2 separate regions of the Homo sapiens genome follow, and region 1 is linked to region 2. Evidence: read pairs that join two places in POLR2A ChIA-PET (ENCODE). Cell type or tissue: PC-9. All regions are shown on one strand. Each heading gives the region's core, and the rest is flanking DNA. Links, peaks and the distances in the headings are about the cores only. Region 1 overlaps RBFOX2 (RNA binding fox-1 homolog 2). Region 2 holds the start of LOC284912 (a long non-coding RNA gene).

Region 1 (12,188 bases), core at 1,696-9,695, 230 kb after region 2:
TCCCCCAAAGCGGATTAGAAATCGAAGTTGCCCCTCCTCACTTCGGGCAAAGCATGCATATATACAATTACTCCAACACCTAAAGTGAGTTCCTTAACCCTAAATTTCCCATTTATACAATTAGATCCTGGTAAAAACTTCTTCTGCTTCTCAGATCAGTGTCAGCATTACATGATTTTCATTAATAATGATTCATCTGTTTTTGCAAACATATTCTCTTAATTTCCTTTTAAATTAATATGCAAAGTAAACATTCATAATCATATATGCATAAAAGACCTTTTTACCTATTTCACTTGGAAAAAATAAAGTACAGCTGAACATAAAATATCAAAAAATAAAGCCAGTTTTATTTTAACTCATAATACAATGTTTTGCTACACTTTTTATATCTAGGAATCTGAGTAATTAAGTCATAAGTGAAATAAACATAGAAGGGTTCATAGTACCTACCAGGGTTTTTTCCCCATGACCTGAAACCACTATAATATAGCAATTTAAGGAATTTACATAAGTTACTCAGTCCAGGTCAAAACTGTATAATGTGGGCAAATCAGTTGAAAACAATGATGACAACCACCACCCAATAACTAGAGGGAACATAATCATGTGAGGCCCCAAAGGTGAACATTTGGTACAGGTTTACTGGTTGCTGAATCAATCAATAAAAGTTTTGATCTAATTCTCAAACTTCCCACCCCCAAAAGTAGAAATAAGAAAAATAATAACTTATACTTAGGATCTATTACTTTGATTGCTTGGAGAGGATGGTCACTGACAATTATCCTTTGAGAAATGAAAGAAACAGAGCACAAGGTCTGAATCAGTTATATTGTGCAAAGTAGAAACAGTGACTTAAGACCAAATGTGTATTTTCTTTTCCTAATGCACACAGCACCAGTTCAGGGCAAAGGTCAAAAGCTAAGAAATGACTTTTTGTTCCACTATTAGAAAGCAGTGTCTCCATTGCAATTAATTCATCCAATATTTTTTGACTAAGAGCTTCTAAACTGAAATAACATCCCACTTTCAGAAGAGTGCCATATGCCTTCTCAGGAAATCCAAGGCTAAGACTAGATTCCCTCTCAGGAGGCCCTGCCAAGACCTACTTTAATCTTAGGTTTAAGAATACAGAACTGATGTCATCCTTGCAATACTAATGCTACTCTGCAGAAGTATTCATGGGTCTTTGGCTCTCTTTGAGAAAACTGATCTTCTCTTTCATAGAAAGATAGATAACTTTGGAAAAATAACTGTATGAATATATACTACATACATGGATGGATGGATGGATGGATGTATATCTCGGCCCTTGGAAAAAAAGCCTGGCATGATTAATAAGATTAAAGAGGGATTTAGGATAAATAAGATGAAAGTTAGTATGATCCTTACAGGATTAAACCCTAAATCCTAGTATGAATCCAATGAGTTTTTAAGATCAACACCATATAACAGGATTAAATCAATAGCCACTTTTGTTTTATATTGAAAACAATCATAGTTGGTAACACCAGGCCTATAGCACCAATTCCTCAGTTAAACACTGAGGAGTTCAGGACTAAACAGGGGCTTTTCCTCTGACTAGGCTTGGTGACTGCCCTACCTACACAGGTCCAAAAACCCGTATCTTTAATTCCAGCGTTCAAAAAGCCTGGAAAACTAAGTTTCTTTCTTCACCATCCTTTTCCCCTCCCCCATCTTTATTATTATTTTTTTTTGATGGTGATAGAAGAGGGATTCACTTTGATAGAAGAGGGATTCACTTAGTGACAAATGTGACCTAAACTAGTGTGGATATAACAATATTATGGTGTGAATATTCAAAAACATTTAGCTGCAAATAGATGAGTATGATTACACAGTGTTGCCTCTTACCCAAATACTGGTGGTTAGCCTAATATAGGGTACATGTATTGCATATTCTTTCTAAAACCCAAAAGATTCCAAATGATAATACATATCTGGCTTCCAGAGTTTCAGATAAAGGACTGTTGTGTTGTTCTTTAGCTAAAAAAAAGGCAGCTATGCCATGAATAACAGCAAATCAAGGAAAAAAATTAAAATTGTTAACACAATAAGCAACAACATGCCAAATATTGGCTATCACACTGTAGCCAGTGTGTCTAAGATGGATATGCACTGGGGATAAATTAGAAGACACAGAGATCCAGCTGGAACTACATATGCTACAGATTGATAATTACATTTTAATAACTAGAAAAATAGTATATTTTAAGTAAAATTTCTCAAAAGGTTGGTTTAGGGGTAAGCTTTTAAAACCTGCCATCAATCAAAAGCAAACAATAACAAAAGACTTTTGGGGGTATACCAGAAAAGACAACGTGAAGGTTTATTCAAACTGCATAATTAAATATGTATTTCCTAAATACCTTTGTAGTCTTATGATTCTTAGAATTTTAATTCCTAAAATAAACACAGAAAGGCAATTTGGAACATAATATATACGCCATTTTTTTGAAAGTGCATACATTAATTTTCAAACTCATTTATATTTATTAATTTCAAACAATTTATCTTGGAATATTTATATTTATGCATTAATTTACACACATGCATCTCTTTGATAGACATACTATTATTTAATTAACATAAAACAAAACTACAGACTTCTGCTTCCAGGAAGATGGAATACACATACTTTTCCCTATCCCTCCCACTAAGTACAATTTAAAACCCTAGACATTTCATATATTAAACATAAGATGACTCCTCAAAGGTTGAAAGAAGCAAGAAAACTAGACAGGGTGGTGAGTTCCTTGGGTTTTCTTCTTGCCTCATGTAGCCCAGACTTGCAACTAAAGGACCCAGAAACACCAACAGGCACTGACAAAAAAAAGCCCCCAGTGAAAGGCTCCTCTCAGCCAAAGAACAAGAAAAGGGGTGGCCTAGCAAGACAGAAAACATGCAGGCTGCCTTAATCCAGCCAAATACCACTTCACTCCCACTCACGCCAGGAAAGGCCAAGTGAGGAGCCTTCACTTCTACCCTGGCCAGGCTCTAACCAGGAGTCTCAACATCCCCATCCAAGAAATATCACAGAATTAGAGAGCCCTTGGAGCCCTACAGAATGTGTAACAGTATCTACGTTCAATGTCTTGATTTCATAACTGCATTGTGGTTATGTAAGAAAACGCCTTTATTCTTAGAAAATAAATATGAAATTATCTAAGACTGAAGGGATTTTATATGCACACACATGCACACACACACACACTTAAAACGTACTTTCAAATGGTTCAGAAAAAAAGAGAATAGTACAGCAAATGTGGCAAAATGATAAAGAAAAGAACCTTTTAAGGTTAACAGATATATTCACTACCTTTCCTGTGATTGTGTCACAAGTAGTTTGCCTATGTCAAAATTCCATCAAATACCACACTTGAAACATTTGCATGAATCTACAATTATCTCAAAACAAAGTTTAATGAAAACAAAATCTACTTGGCACTGAAATCCAGAATAATATGAGTACATCTGCCAGCAGTTTTATATTTTGATGTCACCCAGAATGCCATAAAGTGATGACACCTAATGTTTGTAATGATTATATCATGTATTTCTTCCTTTGGAGTTACCAAATCATTGTATGGGCTTTACAATGTATTCTTTGCGTTTACTAGACACACAATTGCTCACACCATAGGACAAAATCAGTATGCAGAAACCACCTTGTAATAGCCTTTTTAATTTGTTATTCATGTTTCTTAAATATACTAACTAAATATTGTTGCTTTGGTAAGGGTTACCAGAACTTAAAGAGATGGGCCCTCTGTAAGTAAGTTTGATTAGCTTTTTAAAATTAGCATTCTTTGAAAACTATTTTATGAAGAAAAAATTAAGGGCTCCCATCTTCCATTTGACCATCAGTTCTACAATTTAAAATTTTTTTAAATTTTTTCTTTTTTACCTCCAGAGGAAGTTCCCTTGAATCCTCTTAGCCAAAAACAAAATATGACTATCAAACAAAAGACATAAACACTTTTAGATATGATTAATTGCCAACGTAATATCCAACACAGCATATCACACCACTTTTTAAAAACCAGTTCTGCCAGGCACAGTGGCTCACACTTGTAATCTCAGCACTTTGGGAGGCTGAGGTGGGAGGATCCCTTGAGCCTAGGAGTTCGAGACCAGCCTGGGCAACATGGCAAAACCCTAACTCTACTAAAAATACAAAAAATTAGCTGGGTGTGGTGGTGTGAGCCTGTAGTCCCAGCTACTCAGGCGACTGAGGCAGAGAAAAACCTGAGCCCAGAAAGTTGAGGCTGTAGTGAGCCACAATGGCACCACTGCACTCCAGCCTGAGCAATGGGACCTGGGTGACAGGAATGACATGCTGTCTCAAAAATAAATAAACAAATATAAAAACCAGTTTTTATATTACCTATATAAACTATTGGAACTTAAGAAAAATTAGGATAGAAATTTTGGCTTGAATCAAATAAGGACCAATACTAATATGTAGAACCTTCATAGAAAGTGTAGGTTAACACCATAGTGCTTGTTACTTCCCATTTTAAACAGCAAAAGTGAGAAAGGATCTATCACAGATACTTTTGGAATAATCTTTTTAAAATAAGATAATAGGCAGGCGTGGTGGCTGACACCTGTAATCCTACCAATCTGGGAGGCCAAGGTGGGAGGACTGCTTCAGCCCAGGAGTTCAAGACCAGCCTGGACAACATAGTCAGGCCCTGTCTCTATTTTAAAAAAAAAAAAATTAAAAACTAGCCAGGTGTGGTGGCACGTGCCAAGTTTCCACTAAGTATGGGCACTAGTTAATGTATTCTTAATATGGTTGAGCTTCACAAGGCCCATGATCTCCTGAAAACTGTGTTGCAAAATGTTGTAAATACGTACACTGTTCTGGGGACCTAGTCCAGAGATTTCATTAAATTCTCAAAGATGTTCGAGACTCAAAATAAAGATTAAGAAACAACAGGCCAGAAATTAACAAGGTCATGAGACAATTCCTTCTTTAAGGTATTGTTCCATTTAAACACACCTATCTTTCCTTGGCAAACAATCATTACTTCTAGTTTAGGTATTTCCCCCCAAGTCTACTTCCTAATGCTACCTCTTTTGAATGTTTTCCTTTGGTTAAAGGGCTTTACCTTTATTTCTAACCCTCAACTGCTTTCACAGAAACCTCAATCCCTTTTTCTACTAAGGGCTAGGCCAGAGATCCAATTCCTAGGCTACCCCACCCCACTGTGATTCTTTCAAGTCAGGAACCAACTGACAAGAAAACATTCCAGCTCCAACACATTCCAACTGTCTTACTAAAGGGGCTAGTCCACTAAGAAAGACTTCTGTGGGGTTTTGTTGTTTGTTGTGGTGCGATCTCGGCTCACTGCAACCTGCTTCCTGGGTTCAAGCGATTCTCTGCCTCAGCCTCCCTAGTAGCTGGGATTACAGGCACCCACCGCCACGCCTGGCTAATTTTTGTATTTTTAGTAAAGACAGGGTTTCACTTGTCCAGTCCAGGCTGGTCTGGAACTCCTGACCTCAAGTGATTTACCTGCCTCAGCCTCCCAAAATGCTGGGATTACAGGCATGAGCCACCACACCCAGCCAACGGCTGACCAAAAAAAAAAAAAAAAAAAAAAAAAAAAAAAAAAAATGTAGACAGGGTCTCAATATGTTGTCCAAGCTTGTCTGGAACTCCTGGCCTCAAGCCATCTTCCCACTTCAGCTTCTGAAAGTGCTGGGATTCTAGGCGTGAGCCTTTTGATGTTGTTTTTTCTTTAAACAGTTGTTTAAGCTAATCTGGTTCAAGTCCTCAGGAGAAAATCTTGGGTCAAGAATATATTGCCCCTTATGGTCATGTCCAAATTTTTCTCAAGTCATCCCTCATCTTTTAGTCTGAAGAAGCTCTAATGACATACTTCTACTGCAGACTTACCAAAGTGGAAATTCTTTTAGTCACTGTGAGAAAATGAGAGACTCTAAACCTGTGTTTTTAACCATTTTAAAAACCTTTATCATATTTACTTTTATCTTCTGAAACTTTCATCAACCCAGAATAGCACGTACAACCTACTTTCTGAAATGTTTATTATGAGTTAGAGGTTTAAATTTTTTTGAACTATACAGTCTCTTACTCTAACACTGAATTCTGATTTATACCTCCCTCTCATTTCTGATTGAGATCATGGCTCTAAACATACAGAATGTAAATATGGACTTTTGTGGCAAGGCCCTTTCAAAAGGTTCAAAATAGTAGTCTATATGCAAAAGAAAAAGTATAACAGAAAAGGGGTTTGCAGTCACTGCTGTGTCATTAGAGAAACAATAAAATTGGAACGCAGGAGGCCCAGGAGTTTCTATTTAAAAACAGTCATGGTTGGGCACGGTGGCTCATGCTTGCCATCCCAGCACTTTGGGAGGCTGAGGCAGGCAGATCATGAGGTCAGGAGTTTGAGACCAGCCTGGCCAACAGAGTGAAATCCCATCTCTACTAAAAATACAAAAATTAGCTGAGGAGGCTGAGGCAGGTGAATTGCTTGAACCCAGGAGGTGGAGGCTGCAGTGAGCCGAGATTGCACCACTGCACTCCAGCCTGGGTGACAGAGCTAGACTCCATCTCAAAACATAAATAAACAAACAAACAAATAAATAAAAAGTCATGTGATAATCAAAATACACAGAAGTATACTGAAAATATCTGGATCACATTATGAACATCAACTATATTGCAGGAATACTTGCAGACAATATAGATTTGGCTTGATTTATATAGAACATATGCTTTCTGGATAAGTGGCTGATAAAAGCAGGTCTCAATTTCCTGCCAAAACAGTGGGGTATATTATATTTTTAGGTTCTGACTCCCAGTCATTTGAACTTTCAGGATCTGTTTGGAGACAACAAGCAGCAGTCTAATGAACTATATTCGTTGGACTTTTTACTCAGGGATGAGTAAAAAATGTCATTTGGTCCACTAACCATTTGTCCATTGAGAAACATGACTACACATGACATGAAATTTAAAGAAAACAATTCACTGGGGCTCTCAATGTATTCTGGATTGCCTCTGTATTATTTTAAAATCTTTGCCACATTAGAATTAGCACCATATCCACACTCCCCTCATTTTTCTTGCTTCCATTTAGTTCTATACTTTTGAAACTGCCCACTTAAAAGGTTTACTCTTGTCCTTGCTTCTTCATGCCAGCTGGCTCCTACTCAGCAGTATCCTGGGTTGGTATGTTGGCTACCACCCTTGAAAGATATTCTAAAAGGTCACTATTTTCATTTATGCTAATTACCTGGGGAGAGACAGATGAATGGAAACGCAACTTTGACAGTGCATAAACATGTTTCCAAGACCTATGCTCTAAAATATTATATAATCGGGTTTTCCCAAGTAATGTGTACTCTATGGTTGGAGGAAAGGGGAACAAAAGAAATGTGAAGGTGAGAGAAGGGAATAGAGGAAACTAGGAAGCTCTGATGGTCCGAAGCAGAAGGAAAGGCATTCTGAAAAACAGTTCAGAGGAGCTTCAGACTGCATAACCTCAATATGCAACAATGGAAATACAGGGAAATGGTGAAGTCCTGGGTACAGAAATTATGAAACTAAAATAAAGGCTGTTCAAGGTAGAAACTGGGAAAAGACTTATTATGTGCTGCAGATGGAGGTCAAGATCCAAATGGTCAGGTCTTAAGAATATATCAGACTAGCTTAATCTGAGCTGTTCTTATTCAAGGGCTTTGGTGTAAGATGACAAGGCATGGTCTCACTTTTCCTAGCCACATGGAAAGGAATACCATCAAACTCAAAGCAAAAAAGGAATTGGGATCCAGTAAGCTCAAAAGAGGCACTGACAAAAAATGGCTGAGGGTTCAGAGTTGGCTCAGGTTCCAAGAGAAACTAGAGTGCCACCATGCACCAAGGCAAGAAGACCAGGTGAGTAGACTAGCCAATTTAATAAGGGTAATGTTTAACCCCTGGTACATGGGTAATGAGGTATCGAATTATTTGAAAAACCAGCTGACTACTGGCGAGGCAAGCTCCTTAACATAAGGTCAGATTAAACTCTCTAATTTAGAGCACAGAGATTCAAATTTGTAAAACCTCTGTATCCATAGCTGGGCAGGGCAAGGGTAGGCAAAGAATGACAATTTTAAGCAAGATGATGCTAGAGTTCAAATCAGTTCAGCATCTACCAAATCCTGACAAGTAAGTGCCCAGCACTGTACCAAGTGCTGCCTTTGAAGAGTTTACATAGCTAGAATGGCCTGTCCATTACTGGGGTTGCTCTTAGAATTCGACATGTTAATGACTGTAAAATGCTTGGTATTGAAACAGGAAAGGTTCTCTTGTTCCCCCTTGCTTCTTCAGTGCCCCGTTGCTCAAACCTCTAGGGGAGTATATAGACGGGCAGGCTGTGGGGCTCCGACCCCATGACAGTGTCTAGGGGTGAGAGTTTACAGCTCCTGAAGCCCCAGTGGGCATGTGTTATAGGGTGCTCTTTTAGTTTGCCGTCTATAGGCGACTTGTGTTAATCAGCTCAATCAGACCCTCTACCTTGTTGCAAGGACAGAGGGCTTTCTGTATCCCGGGTTCTTGCTTTGGTGTACCAGAAGAATTGGATCATACGTGGACTTGGACAATGAGTGCAAAGTTTTATTGAGTGGAAGGATTTTTCCACCAATGTGGGAGCCAGAAGGGAGATGGTTTAGCCCTAGAGTTCGGCTGCTCAGTGGCCTCGGCTCTCCTCCGACTGCCCCAGCCAAACTCCGCCTTGTCCCACCCGTCAATGGCCTGCCAGGGTGCTGACGTCTGTCGGTGTGCTCTTCTGCCGGCTTGCTCCCTTGACGTCCTCCCACCATCCAGCTGCTTGTATCTTCTTCAGCTGGTGTTCGTCTCTTGACATCTGGCTGCCTGTATGTCTGCCCGCTAGGGTCTCGGGTTTTTATAGGCCCAGGATGGGGGGCATGGCAGGCCAGGATGGTCTTGAAAAATGCAACACTTGGGCATGAAAGCTGGAGTGCCTCTACTCACCTAGGTCCATAGGAGTGGAGCCCTAGCCAGGGGTCACCTTTCTCTATCCAGCACTTCCCTGACCCCCTCCCGTAGCAGTATTAAGCCTGGCAAATAGTCGGCATTCAAAAATCAGTAGCTGATAATCAGCAACTTTATAATTATCACCACCATTATCTCAATACCCATTACCACACTGCAGAGATTAGAGAGTTTTAATTCTAAAAGAAACAGCTTTAAACTGCAAAATTTGTTACTGAATTGGTTGTTTCTTTTTTCTTTTTTTTGAGACACAGTCTTGCTGTCACCTAGTGCAGTGGCATGATCTCGGCTCACTGCAACCTTCGCCTCCCCAGTTCAAGCAATTCTCATGCCTTGGCCTCCCATGTATCTGGGATTACAGGTGTGTACCACCACGCCCAGCTGATTTTTGCATTTTTTGTAGAAACGGGGTCTCGTCATGTTGGCCAGGCTGGTCTCGAGCTCCTGACTTCAAGCAATCCACCCACCTCCCAAAGTGCTGAGATTACAGGCCACCACACCCGACCCTGAATGGGTTGTTTCTTAAGACTATGCCCAGCAGGCTAAGGATTTATACTAATGCTAGGGCAAGACTTCACCCCACTCATAGCGTAGTTCCTACAATAGTACTAGTGACAATGTTTCTGACAAACTTTCTCAATCAGTCATGCAAATATTAGTATCAACACAGTCTCCCATGCATGTCACCCCAATTTTTTACATCCTGTGAGTCAACTCTGTAGTTTGTTGTTGATATTCACAAAAGGAGAAAAGCCACTGCCACTGAGACTGCAGAACAACTAGATAAAAGTCTCACTTTGTTGCCTAGGTTGGAGTACAGTGGCAGGATCTTGGCTCACCGCAACTTCTGCCTCCCTGGTTGAAATGGTTATCATGCCTCAGTCTCTCATGTAGCTGGGATTACGGACAGGTGTCACCACGCCCAGCTAATTTTTTTTGTTATTTTTAGTAGAAGCAAGGTTTCTCCATATTACCCAGGTTGGTCTCGAACTCCTGGCCTCAAGTGCTCCACCCACCTCCCAGAGTGCTGGGATTACAAGAGTGAGCCATGGCGCCCGGCCATAACTACTTCCAAATGTCACAGATCAAAAGGGAGAAATTGGAAGGGATAGCACAAGGTCTTTCTTTCCCTGAAGAGTAAAAAATACACGACTGTCATCTCATCAATTCATACTTATTAACTGCCCATATGATGAATTAGATGCTTTAGTAAAGGCATACATGAAAAGCAGTATCACTAGTCTCCTCACAATTCTAAGAAATAATGCTGTGAGGAAACCTGCCTAGCGAAAGGCAGTAGACTACAGGAAAAGAAATCAAACACGCAACAAAGGTAAGGCATGTACAAGGCAATGTAAAAGGTACAAAGCAATTTACCTAGAGTAAGTTTAATTTAAAGGCTTTCAGTATGTTGAGCGGAAAAAAAAAATTCCGTCTACCTCCTAAACTTTTAAAGAGCTAATAAATCTAGTAAACTTACAAGTTGTCAAAAACATGTCCAATTCAGGAAAGGGGTGGATGGAGGCAGAAAACAACCTAAGACATAAAAAACATAAAGGAACAGAATGAAAGAAAAAGAAGGATGGTCAAAAACAGAAAGGAAATTTGACATAACAATCTTAAATATCTTAGGGAGGGAAGAAAATCTTAGGGAGAGAGGAAAATAAGGGAATGAAATGAACATGGAAGTAATAGTGATTAAGCTGGAATGCATCATAGCTATTAATGGGTTCAACATCTCTGTTTTACTGATAAATGAACTGTGGCCTAATGAGGTTAAGTAATTTCCTTGAGTTTGCACAGCTACATAGTAGCAAGTCTACCAAGGTGATTAACACACAGTAAATACTCAAATTATTTTATGAATTAAAAAGACAAGTGTTATGGACCAAGTGTTTGTGTCCCCCCAACTCCAAGTTCCTATGTTGAGGCCCTAACTCACCTCTTTGCACCCTGCCCACCCCTGTACCTGTATTAGGAGATGGAGCTTCTAAGGAAATAATTAATGTTAAGTAAGGTGGGGGTGATAGGGGAGTGGCACTGCTCCAATAGGATCATTGTCCTTAAAAGAGACACCAGAGAGCTTGCTCCCCTCCCCACTCCTGTCCCTATGCACAAAGAAGAGGTTGTGTGAGCACAAGACTAGATGGCAGTCACCTACAAGCCACAAGAGGAGGCTTCAGAATGAAATCTGCCTTGCTGGCTCCTTGGTCTTGGACTTCCAAGATCAATTTGCTGTTGGTTAAGCCACTCAGACTGTGGTAATTTGTGATAGCAGCCCTAGCAGACTAAGATAATGAGCATTAAAGTCTTCCGGCATTCAAAAGGAAAAGAAACAGAAAAGTAAAGGAAAGAGGGAGTGAGGTAATATTTATATTTTAGGTTTATTAAATAGTTAAACCTAAAATATATTACTTTTGTTTAATGGTGATTTGTACTCACTCACTCCCTCTTTACTTTTCTATTAGAGAATGAAAAGGGGGGCCACTGAGCCTCTGGCTAGGTTTAGTTTATGCAAAATTCCAGGTTACATTTCTAAAGCTTCCCTAAAGGTACCTACAGGTAGTAGAAACTCAAACTTTCATTCAATGAATGAGCGGTCAGAATCGATTCTGTACTTACAAAAGTAACATATCCTTTACCCACTCCCCAAACTATGCACCATCAACTGCGAATTAATAAATGCTCACAAGGGTGTGTGTGTGTGTGTGTGTGTGTGTGTGTGTGTGTGTGTGTGTGTGTGTGTGTGTGTGTCTTGTAGCCCATATGGTAAATATACAGACTACCCAGACTACCACACAAGAATCTGGACAAGTCCCGACTACCCTTTTCCAACCTGCCTATTCTCCTAGCGCCTCCTTATCCCCCTAGGAGTTTAGCCATCACATATTAAACTTTACATTTTATTGGGAAAACAAAGAAAACATTTTAACTAACAAATTTTAAGAAAGCTACATTTTGTTTTGTGAAATAGTAAAAAAATAAATAAATAAATAAAGCTTTATTGTCCAATTCTAATACAAATTTTGAAAGCTGTAGTTAAAATTTAGTTTACTTCTTAAGTCAAAGAGGTAAATCTTAAGAATTCAAAGGAAAATGAGAGTTACTGAAAAAATGCAAATCACCGATAAAC
Region 2 (12,188 bases), core at 1,492-9,491:
CACCCCAGCCTCCCAAGTAGCTGGGACCACAGGCACATGCCACCATGCCCAGCTAATTTTTGTATTTTTTATAGAGACAGGGTTTCACCATGTTGCCCAGGCTGATTTTTAATTCCTGTGTTCAAGTAATCCAGCTGCCTCAGACTTCTCAAAGCGCTAAGATTACAGGAGTGAGCCACTGCGTCTGGCTTAAAATGTACTTTAAAATTTAATTTAAATGTATTTGATAAAGATTTGATAAAGATTCAGTGAGATAAAGGAAATATTTGATAAAGATTCAAAGAGATAAAGGAGAGAACTACAGAAATACCTTGCGGGGTGGGGGGAAAGCATTTCAACAGAGGGAATAGCAAATATAAAGAAAGGCCCTGACGTAAAAGTATGTCTTACTTATTCAAGGTACAGTCACATTCCATGAGCCAAAAGTGATTTCTGTCACTTGCAATCAAAACATTCCTACCAGCCGGGCATGGTGGCTCATGCCTGTAATCCCAGCACTTTGAGAGGCTGAGGCCGGCAGATGTCCTGAGGTTGGGAGTTCGAGACCAGCCTGACCAACATGGAGAAACCTCATCGCTACTAAAAATACAAAATTAGCCAGGTGTGTGGCGCATGCCTGTAATCCCACCTACTCAGGAAGCTGAGGCAGGAGAATTGCTTGAACCCAGGAGGCAGAGGTTGCAGCGAGCCGAGATCGCACCATTGCACTCCAGCCTGGGCAACAAGAGCGAAACTCCATCTCAAAAAAACACAAAACAACAAAAACAACAAAAACATTCCTACTAATATAGTTTCCCTGATCACCCCTCAAGAAGCAGACCCTCTTCCCTCCCTCCCAGCTGCCTGCTATCTGTGCCCCTGGCCACATTTACTATCAGTGCTTCACACAGCTGCCTTTATTTCAAATCATTTGTTATTGAGAAACATCATTAAACACCTACTATGTGCAGCATGCATGCTCACAGCCTGACATCGATACTGTCTCCCATTTATGAGTGCCATCAGGAAAGTTCAGAAAGGCTCATTTTTCCCAGGGCCACAGTCCCAGCAAAGGGCAGAGTTGGGATGCAAACCCAGGCTTGTCCAAGCCCAAAACCCACATTTGCAGACTTGGCATCCCAGCTCCATCTCAAGTTGAAGACACTGGGCATATGTTCTGGAAGAATGTCAACTTCTCCTTTGGAACTCAGGTGCAATTCAAGCCTGTAAGGAAAGCAATGCTTTCAATAACAAAGCTTCGGCCAAACAGTACAGCAATCGCTTTACACACAGCAGCTCATTTCATTTCATAAAGCCCTTGTAAGGCAAGGTTTGCTATGTGCATTTTCAGGTGAAGAAACGGAGGCTCTGATGACCCTGCTGCAACCTCACCTGACTGGTCTGTGCGGCTCCTTGTTCCCACGGGTTCTTAATCCCCTCCTCTGAGTCCTGCAAAGCACTTTGCATGGGGCTAGGCTTTGCTCTCAGCAGCCCTTGCTCTCACCAGAGCACCCCCCGAGCTGAAATCCCTGAAGCCCAGAAGCCCCTCTGCAGAGCCAATGCAGTCCCTAGAAAAGATGCTGGCTCAGATGGAATCTTAACCCTGGCTCCCTGTCCCAGTGGGAGATCTGAGCTTCCTGGGGGTGGCCCTGTCAGAGCTGACATCCCACCCACCCTGCTCTGTCCCCTGCAGTTCCTGAGGGGCTCATCCTTCCCTATGTTTGAGTTTCCATCCTCCCACCCCACCCTAAGGCAGCCAGGCCACTCCCCGAGACTGGGAGCCCACTCCAGCCTGGGAAGCCTGGGTTTAGGTGCAGAAGGTGCGTCAAGCTGGAGCTGGAAATGCAGTGATCTTGTGCAGGCTTTGGCTTCTCCACTCACTTGTGAGCCTCAGGGTGGGGGCCAAGTTCAGTCTCTTAGTTGCTCCTCTACCCAACAGGAGGCTTCCTGACCTCATCAATGCTCTCAGAGACAGTGCATTAGTTTACCAGGGCCGCTGTAACAAACGACCACAGCTTCGTGACTTAGAACAATAGAGATTTATTCTCTCATAAGTGTGGTGGCCGAAAGCCTGAAATCAAGGTATAGCAGGGTTGGCCCTGCTGGAGGCTCTGAGACAGAATGTGCTCCATTCCTCCTTTAGTGTTTGGTGGCTGCTGACAATTCTTGGCTTGCAGCTGCGTCATTTCAGGCTCTGCCCCCATCTTCACATGGCCCTCCTCCCTGTGTGTCTCTGTGTGCTCTCCTTTTCTGTCTCTTTTAAGGACATTTTCATTGGATTTGTTCTTAAATCAGGGATGATTCCATCTCAAGATCCTTAATTACATCGGCAAAGACCCTGTTTCCAAGTAAACTCACATTCACAGGTGAAGGGGATTAGGACTTGGACATCACGTTTTGGGGTCACTCTTCAACCCACTGTAAATGGGAAAACGCAGGCTCAGAGCAGAATGGATTTGCTCAGGAGCCACGGTACATTTGGGCAGCCGAAGGACTGCCCTGCTCTCCCGACGCTGGACCAGTGCTCTGCCTCCAGCCCCGCACTGCCCCGGGTTTCCAAGACTCTCTGGGAATGTGTTCAGTGAAAAAAACATCTGGAGACTGTCTGTGCTCAAGAGTAACTGGGAATGTCATCATGGGAGGGAGTTTCCTTTCCCGGATGGCTCGGTGCCTGGGGCCCTGGCTGGCGTGCAGGCCTCACTCTGGTGAATAGGCCATGTCACACCCTGATCACAGAGTCGCTGCTCTCGTCCACTGCTCTGCAGAGGCCAGAGTCAGCCCCAGACGCAATGAGAATGGTGAGAGGACTGAGGTCCCCCTGCTCTCTGGGTCACTTTCTTCTCGGGAGATGCTTCCTGCTCTCTTTGGTGAGAACAAGAGAACACTGCACAAAATTTAAACTGATTAATTCTGACTCTAAATCCTTGGCTCTTAGAGACTTCACGGCAGTATGGTTAGGATTCTGGCCTCGGAACCCAGTCTGCCTGGGCTCAGGCCCCAGCTCCGACATTTGCTGAACATTTAGTCTTGGGCACAGTTTTCTTCTCCAAGCCTCACTCCTCTCATCGGTAAAACAGGACAATGGCAGACTGACCTTTTAGAGTTATTAAAAGGATTAACCAGCTGGGCACAGTGGCTCACACCTGTAATCCCAGCACTTTGGGAGGCTGAAGTGGGCAGATCACCTGAGGTTGGGAGTTCAAGACCAGCCTGACCAACATGGAGAAACGCCGTCTCTACTAAAAATACAAAATTAGCCAGGAGTGGTGGTGCATGCCTGTAATCCCAGCTACTGGGGAGGCTGAGGCCAGAGAATCGCTTGAACCCGGGAGGCGGAGGTTGCGGTGAGCCAAGATTGCACCATTGCACTCCAGCCTGGGCAATAAGAGCTAAACTCTGTCTCAAAAAATAAATAAATAAAATACATTTTTTAAAAAAATGATTAACCTGAGCACATATAGCAATGATCGCAGAGCCCATAGTAAGACCAGCAAAGATGGCTACTGCTATTGCACCATTCATTATGAGCCTGAGGTATAAATAAAGGCAAGCATCTCTGTAATCAAGTTCATAGGACTCCCAGCCCTCAGCTTATCCTTGCTAGAAGATTCTCTCTTCTCCCCAGCCATCACGCCAGCGCCATTCAGTCCCAGGGCTTTGCTTTTCTGTGCAAATCAGAATTCATGTCCACACCTTAGGGAATGACTACAGACCATGTCAATATTGGTTTGAAGAACTTCTAAGAGGTGGGGAGGGATAGCATTAGGAGATATACCTAATGTTAAATGATGAGTCAATGGGTGCAGCATACCAACATGGCACATGTATACATATGTAACAAACCTGCACATTGTGCACCTGTACCCTAAAACTTAAAGTATAATAATAATAAAAAAAAAAAGAACTTCTAAGAGAAAGAGGTGGAGAGATCAGCTCATCTGATGTCGTCATCTGCATTCAGTGCTGGTCCGCAATGGGAAACAAAAGAGGTATGTTCTTGCCCTAATAAAATAACCTAAGATTAGCCCATAACACCTATCGCCAAGGACAGATGCCTGTTAGGCCCCTTCTTGTCATGTGTGCTCCCCTCTCCATGGCGCTCTGAGCACAGGTCAGTGGTACAGATCTTTGGGGGACAAGCTGCTTGTAGGGGCTATAGGAGCCTTGTCCATCTCAGCATCGATGCAAGACTCCTGCTCTGGTCATCTACAGGGAAGGAGCGAGGGGACTTATTCCCTCTTTTTTTTTTGTCTTTTCTTTTTTTTTTTTTTTGGAGACGGAGTCTCACTCTGTCGCCCAGGCTGGAGTACAGTGGCACGATCTCAGCTCACTGCAACCTCCGCCTCTCGGGTTCAAGCAATTCTCCTGCCTCAGACTCCTGAGTAGCTGGGATTACAGGTGCCCACCACCACCCCCGGCTAATTTTTGTATTTTTAGTAGAGACGGGGTTTCGCGATGTCGGCCAGGCTGGTCTCGAACTCCTGACCTCAGGTGATCTGCCCTCCTTGGCCTCCCAAAGTGCTGGGATTACAGGTGTGACCCACCGCACCCAGCCGACTTCTTCCCCCTTAATTCAGAAGACTTCCTGGCCTCTCTGCAAATTTGCCTTGTCCTTAGACAGTAACCCTTGAGCTCTGCACAGCACAAGATAAGATAGGAATTTGAGTAGTTCTGTGTCAAGTCAAATACTTGCCTTCTTTCCCATGGGATTTTGGAATCTAAGCTTTAAGAATTTTAGAGACTTAAAGAAAAATAATCTTCACCTTAAATGCAGAAACGTGTGGGACCTCCTGGCAGCCCAGATGTGGCTGTCACCAGGCACTGCCTTGAGCCTAACCCTAACCAGCCCTTCTTCAGGGCCACAGTAGAGTATCCAGGCCCACAGTCAGAAGGAGCTGGCAGCATCCCAGGGCCATAGGGAGACCATCCTGACTGGATGCCAGGCAGCAACAACCAAATAAAACCCCATTTGCTTTGTGGCTTCTGCCCTGGTCCCACAACTTGCCAGTGCTTTCTGGCCCATTTGGCCTCTTCCCGGCTCCACACCTCCTCCATTGTCAGATGCTATGGTTTGCCCTCTTGCCCCAAAAACTGCTTCTCCTAAGGACTGGAGCTTGTGTTCTGTCCTACCTGCTTTGCTCATGGAGGACTGCTCAGTTTAGCTGCCAAGCCCCACCCCTCCACAGGCCCCCACCCTCTCTGGGATTCTGGTGCATGCGATTTTCTCCAACTCATTATATTTGAACCAGACCTACTATGAGCTGTGAAATTTAGGTCCCTCGGAGTCAACAAAGGTTCACTGTGCTAGGTGCTAACTGCCAAGGAGAAAAGATGTAGGTCCTGCTCTGATGTCACCTAGCAATGGGTAGAGAGGTGGGAGAGCTTAAGCTCATTGCCACTGAAGCTAAGTCCCTTAGATAAGGCAGGGGGCCAGGATGAGAGTGAGGGAAGACACTGAGAGCAACAGGAGGCAGCCAAAGGACCAGGCAGATGGGGCAGGTCCTTGGTGAAACCCTACCTTCAAGCCAAAACACAGCCTGAAGGCTGAAAGACCAGACTTCTGGTCCTGGATGAAACCCTCAACCCAGAGTGAGAACATCTGTTCCTGTTTGCCCACCCTTTCCCGATTGATTCTTTCTGAATAATGCTTTGTAGCAGTGGAATGTTGCCTTTTCTAATACTACCTACAGCCTGCCCCTCCCCCATTCTAAGCCTATAAAAGACCAGACTCAGCCACAGTGGAGGAACTTTCCTGCCTTTGGATAGGGGGGCCACCCACGTGTCACCTCTCCACTGAAAGCTGTTTCATCACTCAATAAAACTCCCCACCTTGCTCACTCTTCAATTGTCAGTGTATCCTCACTCTTCTTGGGTGCAGGACAAGAACTCGGGAACTGGTACACAAGCCAGACTCAACCACGGTGGGCCGACTGAGCAGGCCATCTCATGCAGCAGGTAGCATGGCCAAGAGAGGCCCAGGTGGGGCATTGCCGGCCAGAGGTCCCCGGCTTGCAAAGTGACCAAGAAAAAATCCTGTGTCAAAACCAATGTATATTTTTTGTGATTGGCCTTCTTGGGATGCAAGGGGCAGTCTGAAAAAACAATCCACAGGGCTGGGGAGCAAATAAGACTTGGATACAAAGCGACAGAGATGCAAAATACTCTTTGAATCATAGCATCTCAGCAAGAATCACAGAATGGTAGATTCTAAGGGTCATAGGATCACAGCCAAGAAAAGGACCTTGACTTATCCAGGGAGATCCCCTTGTTTTGCAGATGTGAAAATGGAGGCTTAGAGAGGGAGGGGCCCTGGTGTTTCAAGGGGAGCCTGCCCTGTCCCACACTCATTCCTGAAGGCTGAGGCTCCTCCTGCTGGAAGACACTCCCTTCTGGAGCATCATGAGGTCACAGGGGATCCCTGGCTAGCCAGCCAGAGCCCAGCTGCCCACACTTGCAGGGGAAACAGCATGTCCATAGCCACAGTGGGAGCAGAACTAGGTCTGCTGCTCCTCAGTGGCCTGGTGGACTTTCATCCCTGGCCACAGCAAGGCTTCCTGGAGCCACAGATTCAGATGGCCTGTGGACTTTCATCCTTGGCCACAGTGAGGCTTCCTGGAGCATGTCCAGCAGTTCCCTATGTACAGACACAAAGCCTCTGGGGGAGATAACACCATCTTCAGCCCAGCAAAGAGGGAGTCCCGATGGTCGTGGAGGGCAATTGCCAGAGGGGCCCATTCTCTGTGATGCATGTGGAGTGATGGGAAGCCCAAGCCTAGAGAGGTTATAGGAAATCCTAACATGGATTCTTCTAGCTGGAGCAGAGTGGCTGCTAAGCCAGGGTACTCAGGGCACCCAGAGGCTCCCACCTTGGAAGACCAGCTGCCAGGAACATGCCACTTCACAAAACGCTATCGGGGGTCTCTGGGCCACATCAGAGGTAGCCAGCCCTTTAATACCTGACACCCCCTCCCCCAGAGAGGGCATTCGCCAGCTGACTCCTACAGAAGAGCACCCCTTTTATTGGGTACCCTTTTTACCTCCCTCCAACCTCATGGCTCAGTGAGGACTTTCTGGATACTAGAATACTGCTTTTGTTATCGGAGAGGTAATGTAACCTGGACTGAGGGATCAGAGAACCAAATAACCCCAGCCACAGAGACCAGTGGGATATGGAACACAGGTTAACCTAGAGAGACCTTTCCAAAGAATTTTCTTACTGGATCTGGTGGGGAAAATGCTCTTGCATCTCCAATCCAGGAACTAGAAGGACATGAATTGTAATAGACTTGAAATTCTCTTCTTTCTGTTATGGAAAAAGCCCACCTGTAGTGGGACAGAATGAGGCTGGAAGAGAGAGAGAGAAAGAGAGAGAGAGACAGCGAGAGAGCTACAGTGGGGCTCCTGGTCCCTGAACCTGGAGCTGCCTGAAACCTTCTGGGTTTTCCTTTGATTCTGTGAACAGGTCAGTAGCTCTCGAGCATTCTATCTGTGACCCATTTCACAGTGCAATCCATAACACACACACACACACACACACACACGTAAGTGTGTGCATCATCACTATATGGACATAATTTCCATGAAACACTACTTATACCCTTATTATGTATGATATACTCTGATATTTTTTACTTTATCTCATTTCATTTTCTTTCTTTCTGTCTGTCTTTTTTTTTTTTTTTGAGATGGTCTGTCTCCCAGGCTGGAGTGCAGTGGCACAATCTCGATCACAGCTCACTGCAGGCTCAACCTCCTGGGCTCAAGTGATCCTCCCACCTCAGCACCCCCCATCCCCCATCCCCTCAACACACACACCAGTCTCTAGGACCATAGGCGCACCACCACACCCGGCTAATTTTTGCATTTTTTTGTGGAGACAAGGTTTCACCATGTTACCCAAACTGGTCTGACTCCTAGGCTCAGGCAATCCTCCAGCCTCAGCCTCCTAAAATGCTGGGATTACAGGCATGAGCCACCATGTCCAACCTCATTTCCCTTTATTATTTCTTGAGACCCACTAAGCTGATTTCATGACACTGTAAATTGTGACTTGCAGTATAAGAACAACCAAGCTGGATAAATGGCTTCCTTGTTTTTGCTTACACTGCTCCAAGATGATGTGTCACTTGCAACCTGCTAACCAAAATGCCAACTAACCTTGCCTCTTGCACAACCTGTACCTCCTGTTCCAGCCCCTGCCCACCTCCACCCCACCCCTGGCCAGGCTACCACAAGGAGAGCAGTTTGCAAACTCACTGATCATTCAGCCACAGAGCAGAGATGTGGACTTCTGTGATGTGTTTTAGTGCAAAGAACTGGAGGTAGACACATTTGGGTTCTACGCCTAACCCTAGTCATGTCAGACACTGTGATCTTGGATGAGGTCCTTGGACCCATGAACATCAGTCTTGGCAGCTATATATTGGGCTTGTGCTCCCTGCTTCATAGAAGGAGCATATGGATAAAATGCGATGATGAGTGAAATATTCCGAGCACGTGCTCCACATGTAACATTCTGCACATGGAAGTTCCCATCCCTCCAACCCAGGATGCCAGACATCTTCATTTTTAATCCAGGGTAGAAAGAAAGAGACATCCCCTCTCTCGCTCTCTCAGATCTCTCATGAAAGATGAATCCTTGGGGCTGGGCGCGGTGACTCATGCCTGTAATCCCAGCACTTTCGGAGGCCGAGGCGGGTGGATCACCTGAGGTCAGAAGTTCAAGACCAGCCTGGTCAACATGGTGAAACCCCGTCTCTACTAAATATACAAAAAAAATAGCCGGGGGTGGTGGTGGGCGCCTGTAATCCCAGCTACTCAGGAGGCTGAGGCAGGAGAATCGCTTGAACCAGGGAGGCGGATGTTGCACTGAGCCGATATCGTGCCATTGCACTCCAGCCTGGGCAACAAGAGTGAAACGTTGTCTCAAAAAAAAAAAAAAAAAAAAAAAGATGAGTCCTGTGTATACAAAAATGGTAATGATGGCCAGAGCACCTGGTGCGTGCATCAACCTTTACCATTGTCAAGATAACTCATTCCGCTGGGCATGATAGCTAACACCTATAATCCCAGAACTTTGGGAGGCCAAGGCGGGTGAATCACCTGAGGTCAGGAGTTCAAGACCAGCCTGGCCAACATGGCAAAACCCCATCTCTACTGAAAATACAAAAATTAGCCAGGCGTATTAGCACATGCCTGTAATCCCAGCTACTTGGAGACTGAGACAGGAGAATTGCTTGAACCTAGGAGGCAGAGGTTGCAGTGAGCCGAGATCGCACCACTGCACTCCAGCCTGGGCGACAGAGCGAGACTGTCTCAAAAAAACAAAACAAAACAAAAAACAAACGAACAAAAACCTTCCTCACAAGAACCCCGGGAAGGAGATGGGATGGAAGTGGGTGAGGGTTAGTTGCTGTACGCCAAGCAACAAGGGTGTGGCCATGCGAGGCCTGGCCCTTTTGGTGGTCCTGGGTTCAAGTTCAGTGCTCCACTCTCCCCTTGTAATGGCTGCTTCCCTGCTTCGCTCTGGCCTGGGCTCCCAGGATCCTGAAACTGCTTCCAGGCAAAGCAATGGAGGCCACGATAGAACTTTTGCTACATTTGGCAAATTGCAGTCTCAGGGCAGCATTTGCTCAAACTCTAGGCAACCTCCGCCTCCTAGGTTCAAACTCTCCCTAAATGCTGTAGCCAGAGAGAAGAAAAGAAATTTCTAGAATCCAAGAATTTCAGGGTCAAAGTGTGCTTCAAGGCCTTTCCCCCATCCCAGGACGGATGGTCCCTGCCTGTGCCAGGGGCCACTGGGCCGAGGCGTGATGAGCTCTCTGGGAGGCAGACAGCCTGAGCCCAGAGTGGGTTGGTTGTGGCTGCAACACAGAAAACCTGCAGCTCCTCAGAGAGGTGCCAAGGCAAACCAGAACCCAGGTGTCCAGGAGCCAGCAATGCCTGCTGGAAGGGTCACAAAGGACCCTCTTTGTGGGCCAGTGGAACCCCAGAGGGCCAGCACAAGCCCCTGCCCCCAGGTGCCATCTCCGAGGCATGCAAATTTCTTTCTTTTTTTTTTTTTTTTTTTTTGAGACAGGGTCTTGCTCTGTCACCCAGACTGGAGTGCAGTGGTGCAATCTCAGCTCACTGCAGCCTCAATGAGAGGCAAACTTTTCAGAAAACATAAAAAGCCCTGATAGAAAATTTGAACTTAAATTGCCTGAACATTCACCCCCAAATGAGAGACTTTACCCAAAGATGTGTGTGTGTGTGTGTGTGTGTGTGTGTTTGTTTGTTTGTTTTTTTGAGACAGAGTCTCGCTCTGTCGCCCAGGCTGGAGTGCAGTGGCACAATCTCGGCTCACTGCAACCTCCACCTCCCAGGTTCAAGCGATTCTCCTGCCTCAGCCTCCCGAGTAGCTGGGATTACAGGTGCCCGCCACCACACATAGCTAATTTTTGTATTTTTAGTAGAGACAGGGTTTCACCATGTTGGTCAGGCTGGCCTCAAACTCCTGACCTCAAGCGATCCACCTGCCTCAGCCTCCCAAAGTGCTGGCATTACAGGCGTGAGCCACCGCGCCCGGTCCGAGAGTGTGTTTTAAATCACAAGAGACTAAGGGGCCTTCAGGCAAGTTTGTTTCTTTTCAGCAGGTCTTGGGTCCCTTGAGGGAAGGGAAGTGGACTCTAGGAAATTAAGCGACTCCCTACTTTTGTTCATCTGAGCTATAGGGTGGATGTTTTCTGTCCCCTTACATAAGCAGCACTTCCTGCATTTGGCTACAGAACATTTTTCTCACATGGCATCTCTTGGGGCGATTGTTTCACAAGAGCCCTGGTGGTAAACACTGCCCCCATCCAATGGCCGGTCTGGCCCCTGAGACTCCCAGGACCGAGCAGTGACCACAACATCTGGGTCCGTTGCCAGGGAAAACAACAGGCAGGCCTGGGATGGCTCAGCGGCCCCAGCCAGGCAGCCAAGTCCTCCTCAAGGTCAGGCTGTGTTTAGCGTGTTCCCCAAGTGTGGGAGGCCAGGAGCAGGGGTGGGTTGTGGAATCCGGGATGCCACGGTTGGAAAGGCCCCTACAAGACCCAACTCAGCAGCCCTTAACCCCTCATTCCTGCTCGTAGGGCCCAGGGACAGGAGGTGGCCTCTATCACAGCAAAGCCAGGACTGGCTAGGTGGGCCGCACCTTCTGCAAAGCAACAGCCTCCAATGTGGTCTCAGCTAGGGGTGGTGACTGGGGACTTCTGGGCATATAAATACAAACAAACCACATGGCTTCTGATCACAATTTGACACAAATGCTAGAGAGACACAGATCTCAGCCCGTAACCTCACTGTGGGCTCATTCTTGTAGACACAGAGCCTAGGACTGGTTCTTAGCTGTGTAATCACAAACAACCCACAACTTCTAGAAGCCTGGGTTTCCTCTTCCTTAAAGTGGGAGACAGAGTATCACAATCCTATATCTCCAATCCTTGAGGCCAGATGCATGTCAGAGTTCCTGATTTGGGGGATTTTTAGAAAGGTAATGGGGTGCAGGTATCGTGTACTATGTAACCCACGCACCCGCAGCAGCCCTCCTCAGTCAAACATATTAATATTTCTGCAGTGACTGTAAATATTCAAATTAAGCAGGAGACATAAAAACCACAGGTGAATTCATGCCAGATCAGGTCAGGTTTTGCCACTAAATGAATAAATTATCATTTTTTTTTAAGTTTTCATTCTGAGGCCAGGTGCGGTGGCTCACGCCTGTAATCCCAGCACTTTGGGAGGCCTAGATGGATGGATCATTTGAGGTCAGCAGTTTGAGACCAGCCTGGCCAACATGGCAAAACCCCATCTCTACTAAAAATACAAAAATCAGCCGGGCGTGGTGGCAGGTGCCTGTAATCTCAGCTACTAGGGAGGCTGAGACAGGGGAATAGCTTGAACGTAGGAGGCGGAGGTTGCAGTGAGCCGAGATCGTGCCATTGCACTCCAGCCTGGGCAACAGAGCGAGACTTCATCTCAAAAAACAATAATAATAATAATAATAAAATAAAGTTTCCATTTTCAGAGGATTCTGCATTCAGAGTTATTAGCCCTTTAATGCTGTGCACCTCATAGGGTTGTTACCCACATCAGCGTCACGTAAGATGCTGTGGAGGAAAGCAGTTTCAGAACAATCAGTGATGACAGCTACTGTGAATCCACTATTCAACAGGCGCCCCATCGCTTGC

What was found. ChIA-PET counts read pairs that join two places held together with the same protein. Peaks named below come from ENCODE experiments on the same cell type or tissue, not always from the same donor. Only the 100,000 strongest peaks of a DNase experiment are listed, where the experiment ranks them.
Region 1: POLR2A ChIA-PET joins it to region 2 with 15 read pairs; 2 of 35 experiments call an interaction of 5 or more read pairs at or near these places.

What each region holds. Positions count from the first base shown.
Region 1 is chr22:35,863,859-35,876,046 of GRCh38, forward strand. All of the region lies in intron 2 of RBFOX2 (RNA binding fox-1 homolog 2), which reads right to left. Among named protein-coding and RNA genes, the nearest start is that of APOL5, 150 kb to the left of the region's middle. In PC-9, for the core only: no CTCF peak of the experiment used is centred there; no DNase peak of the experiment used is centred there; H3K27ac peaks cover 610 bases.
Region 2 is chr22:35,636,006-35,648,193 of GRCh38, forward strand. It overlaps LOC284912 (a long non-coding RNA gene), which reads right to left and starts at 1,929. Exons shown (of 4, transcript XR_001755514.1): 1 at 1,861-1,929; 2 at 942-1,203. RefSeq lists enhancers at 2,097-2,598, 2,599-3,098, 12,146-12,188. In PC-9, for the core only: no CTCF peak of the experiment used is centred there; a DNase peak (open chromatin) is centred at 8,116; H3K27ac peaks cover 1,558 bases.